2 separate regions of the Homo sapiens genome follow, and region 1 is linked to region 2. Evidence: read pairs that join two places in POLR2A ChIA-PET (ENCODE). Cell type or tissue: A673. All regions are shown on one strand. Region 1 overlaps PIK3CB (phosphatidylinositol-4,5-bisphosphate 3-kinase catalytic subunit beta). Region 2 overlaps PIK3CB (phosphatidylinositol-4,5-bisphosphate 3-kinase catalytic subunit beta).

Evidence for each region. ChIA-PET counts read pairs that join two places held together with the same protein. Peaks named below come from ENCODE experiments on the same cell type or tissue, not always from the same donor. Only the 100,000 strongest peaks of a DNase experiment are listed, where the experiment ranks them.
Region 1: POLR2A ChIA-PET joins it to region 2 with 9 read pairs; 5 of 35 experiments call an interaction of 5 or more read pairs at or near these places.

What each region holds. Positions count from the first base shown.
Region 1 is chr3:138,822,402-138,824,901 of GRCh38, forward strand. The region is part of intron 1 of PIK3CB (phosphatidylinositol-4,5-bisphosphate 3-kinase catalytic subunit beta); the gene reads right to left. Among named protein-coding and RNA genes, the nearest start is that of PIK3CB, 11 kb to the right of the region's middle. In A673, no CTCF peak of the experiment used is centred here; DNase peaks (open chromatin) are centred at 1,530 and 1,840; H3K27ac peaks cover 1,251 bases.
Region 2 is chr3:138,725,493-138,727,992 of GRCh38, forward strand. The region is part of intron 8 of PIK3CB (phosphatidylinositol-4,5-bisphosphate 3-kinase catalytic subunit beta); the gene reads right to left. Among named protein-coding and RNA genes, the nearest start is that of PIK3CB, 110 kb to the right of the region's middle. In A673, no CTCF peak of the experiment used is centred here; no DNase peak of the experiment used is centred here; H3K27ac peaks cover 568 bases.

The DNA.
Region 1 (2,500 bases), 97 kb after region 2:
CCGGGCATGGTGGCATGCACCTGTAGTTCCAGCTTCTCAGGAGGCTGAGGCAGGAGAACAGCTGGAACCTGGGAGGTTCAGCCAAGTTCACGACACTGTACTCCAGCCTGGGCGACACAGTGAGACCCCGTCTCAAAAATAAAAGAAAAAGAAAAAGAAAATACGTAACTGCAGCCAGGTACGGTGGCTCAACACTTTGGGAGGCTGAGGTGGGTGGATCACCTGAGGTCAGGAGTTCGAGACGAGCCTGGCCAACACGGTGAAACCCCATCTCTACTACAAATACAAAAATCAGCCAGGCGTGTGGCATGCGCCTATAATCCCAGCTACTTGGGAGGCTGAGGCAGGAGAATCGGCTTGAACTCAGGAGGCGGAGGCTGCAGTGAGCCGAGATCACGCCACTGCAAATATATATATATGAAATATATATACAAAATATATATACATGAAATATATATACGAAATATATATGAAATATATATATGAAATATTTATACATGAAATATATATATGAAATATACATGAAACATATATACGAAATATATATACATGAAATATATATATATATATTTGCAGTGGCGTGATCTCGGCTCACTGCAGCCTCCGCCTCCTGGGTTCAAGCCGATATTTATCACTGCAGAAAAACGTTTTAGTTAACAAACTACATTTTTTTTCAGATAACACAATGGCAACAATTTGTAATGGTTTATGAAGCTACAAGAAAACACTGACTTTAATAGAATCTAAATACAACACCTGCCCATGGTCCCAGCTACTCTGGAGCCTGAGGTGGGGGGATCGCTTGAGCCCAGGAGTTACAGGCCAGCTGGGCAACACAGCAAGTCCCCATCCCTAAAAAAATAAATAAATAAATACAAGGCCTATACTAAATCAAGAATAAACAATTTTAAGTGATCATATTTCAACTATTTAATGAAATATGAATAGTTATTGTATAACTATGAACACGTAACTTGTCAGATGTAGTAGTAGACTGGCTACAGAAAAAAAAAAAAGCAACGGTCGGGCAAGGTGGCTCACGCCTGAAATCCCAGCACTTTGGGAGGTAGAGGTGGGCAGATCACGAGGTCAGGAGATCGAGACCATCCTGGGCAACATGGTGAAACCTCGTCTCTACTAAAAATACAAAAATTAGCTGGGCGTGGTGGCGCATGCCTGTAATGCCAGCTACTCGGGAGGCTGAGGCAGGAGAATCACTTGAACCAGGGAGTCAGAGGTTGCAGTGAGCCGAGATGGCGCCACTGCACTCCAGCCTGGCGACAGAGCGAGGCTCTGTCTCAAAAAATAATAATGAAAAAATTTTTTTAAAATAAAAAAACTATCAGTAGGCTAACTTATTAAACAGTAAAGGAAAACTTCAAATCGGGTTATAATTCTGATCATCTGAAATACTGATTACTTAAATCACAAGAGCTCATTCATTTAAGCAAGTAAAGTACAAATGTATCAAAATGGAGTTTGAGCTCTTGTTGACAGTTACCAATGACTCAGCAGGTAAGGAATTCATGGAATTCAGGTCTTCATGGTCTAGAAAGCACTGTAGCTAAACCACCCAGTTAATACCAAATCATCTGCTGGTTATCTAACTCCTTCCATCTTTTCTCAACTTCACAACTGCCATTACTTCTAAGTGGCAGGAGAAGAAGATAAATTTGAAATCAGTAAATATTATAAATTAGTTATTAGAAATACAAGAAAAAACTGTGGTCAGGAATGTGGTTAAACTGTAGTTTAAAACAAAGCCTTTGGATTACCCATGGATTTAGTTTAATCCATATAATCCTCCCCCTGCAGGCATGGATAATCAGGATCGCATTTCCCTTGAGGGCAAATCAGCATTTGCCTGGTGGTCTCCTGAATGCCTGAAGCACCAGAAGACAAACTACAGGACCAGGGATGCTGTCCTTGGGTTTACACTGGGGAGAATTCTGAGCTGCAGACCTATCTCTAGCAATACTATAATATAGGAGATGACTGTTGAGATTCACATTCTTGATTCCAGCAGTAAGCCAGCTACTCCCAGTTAAAGGGTCAACCTCAGGTGATCTGCTAAATATCTGAGGAGCTATTAAAAGAAAATAAGGAGATATGGCCGGGCGCGGTGGCTCATCCCTGTAATCCCAACACTTTGGGAGGCCCAGGCAGGTGGACCCACCTGACGCTGGAGTTTGAGACCAGGAGAATCACTTGAACCCGGGAGGCGGAGGTTGCAGTGAGCCAAGATCACGCCATTGCACTCCAGCCTGGGCAACAAGAGCAAAACTCCACTTCGGAAAAAAAAGAAAAGAAATGAAGGAGATATACATTCTCGGGGAGAAGGGGGGTCACAAAAAGAAAGATCCTAGGCTGGGTGCCATGACTCACACCTGTAATCTCAGCTCTTTGGGAGGCCAAGCAGGCAAATCACCTGAGCTCAGGAGTTTGAGACCAGCCTGGGCAACATGGTGAAACACTGCCTCTACAAAATACCAAAAAAAAA
Region 2 (2,500 bases):
TTCTCACAGGTTCCTGGGGCTCTATCGAATTTTTCTCCCATTTTTCTCTCTGTTGTTCAAACTGGAAAATTTGTATTGATTAATCTTTAAGTTCACTGATCCTTTCCTTTTTCATCACCATTCTGCTATTGGGTCCATTCAGTGTATTTTTAAATTTCAGTTATTATATTTTTTAGTTCTGAATTTTCCATTTGATTCTTCCTTATATCTTCTATTTAATGGCTGAAACTTTCTCCCTCTCCAGTCCCTCCTGCTGATTTGCCCTTAGTTGTTATAGCATTTTCATAACTGCTTTAATGTCTTTGTGAGATAATTCCAACATCTGTGTCATCTCGTCACTGACGTCTATTGAACTATCATTGTCCACACAACTTCAGATTTTCCTCATTCTTTATGTGTCAACTAATTTTGAATTGTATTCCAGATATTTTGTCTATTATGTTATGAGACATTGGGTCTTGTTTATATCCTATGGAGAATGTTGATATTTTTGTTTTGGGGGACCATAGTTAGTTAGGTTCAACAGTTGGAAGTTTCCATGAGCCTTCTGTGAGCTACAGTTCCGATACCAGTTCAGTTTTCAAGTCTTCTTGCAGGGCTATTTGCATCTGTCCCATGTGTGCACTACACATTAACCAGTTTGAGACTTGGCTAATGGAATATGCCACTGTTCAGTTCTCAAAGTATGTAGACTGTTAAGAGCAGATCCTCATATGCACAGCTCAGGAATAAGCTTATAAACACAGATAACTTTAAGAGGTTGCTTTCCTGAGCTTATCTCACTCTGCAATGTTCCAAGTATTTTTTAGTAGGCTGGGGTTCCCCTTTACTTGTTATCCAACCAGAAAGCTGCGGCTTTATTCACTCACACTTCCTGCAACTATGCTAAACACTAGGGGGGTGAGGGAAGGGGAGACTTACTCCATTCTCTTGTATCTACAACTCCTATAATTGAAACGGACATTCAACTCTGAGTCTTAGGCTCTGCCTGTCCCCGCTTCTCCTGCCACTGCCACTGCTACCACCGTTGCTATTGCCACAATACTGTTCAGAGACCGGGGCAATGCAGAAGAGAAAAAAGAAACAAAAAGAGGAGAAAAAGAGGTACAATTCATACATTCTCTGAGAGTTAGAAGACCCCTTTCCCACTAGAGCTATAAACAGCTATAAATAATGTCATCTTCTAGACTTTAGGCAACACTGAGTTCAGGCTTCTGCTGAATATTAATTAAGATGTACACATGAAAGAGGAAAACACTACAAGGCTAGCCAGGCTCGGTGGCTCATGCCTGAAATCCCAGCACTTTGGGAGGCTGAGGCAGAAGGATCACTTGAGCGGAGGAGTTCAAGGCCAACCTGGACAACACAGTGAAATCTCGTCTCTATAAAAAGTCAAAAAAAAAAAAAAATTAGCTGGGTGTGGTGGTGCATGCCTGTAGTCCCAGATATACAGGAGTCTGAGGCAGGAGGGTATCTTGAACCCAGGAAGTCAAGGCTGCAGTGAGCCGTGTTTATCCACTCCACTCCAACCTGGGTGACGGAGCAAGACTGTCTTTAAAAAAACAAAAAACAAACAAAAAGCCCTACAAGGCCAAGGAAAGATTGATCAGGAAGCTATATGCTACAGAATTCCAAGCACTCCCACAGAGATGGAAGATGTTCAAGTGCCAGGGAGGCAGAGTGGTGAGTCAACACTGAACATTTGAGATTTCTGTTATAGACCTCATACAGAGTCATGTGTCCTATATGATCTCTCAGACTGCAAATACGATGGATTAGACGCCTGTGATTAGGTTATACTATATGATACTGTCAGCTTTAAGGAGGGCAGAGAATCCTCAGTGAGACTGACTTATTTGTTGAACCCTTAAAAGACACTCAGCTCTTCCTAGCAAAAGAGTCAAAGAATGAGAAAATTTGATGCGTGAGAAATTTTCCAGACTTAAAAGTTAGACAGGGCCACAGGGCAAGGATCTGAGAGCTGTCTCTAGTTACAGAGAGAAGACCCCAGCCAACAGCCAGCAGGGAATTGGAGACTTCAGGCCTACAATCACATGGAACAGAACTGGGCCAACAACTTGAATCAGTTCAGAAGCAGACTCTTTCAGAGCTTTCAAAAAGGAGTGCAGCCAAAGTACACCTAGATTGCTGAGCTAGTAAGTAAATGTTGTTTTAAGTTTATGGTATTTTGTTATCCAGCAACAGAAAACTAACATAAGGGACTACTATGAACTTTATGCCAATAAACAACAACAAAACAAATTCTCTGAAAGACAAAAATTACCAAAATTGACACAAAAGAAACAGAAAATCTGTCTACCATACCCATTAAATAAATTTTGAATTTCTTTCTTTTTTTGTTTTGTTTTGTTTTGTTTTTTTGAGATGGAGTTTCGCTCTTGCTGCCCAGGCTGGAGTGCAATGGTGTGACCTCAGCTCACTGCAACCTCCGCCTCCCAGGTTTCAGTGTTAGCCAGGATGGTCTCGATCTCCTGACCTC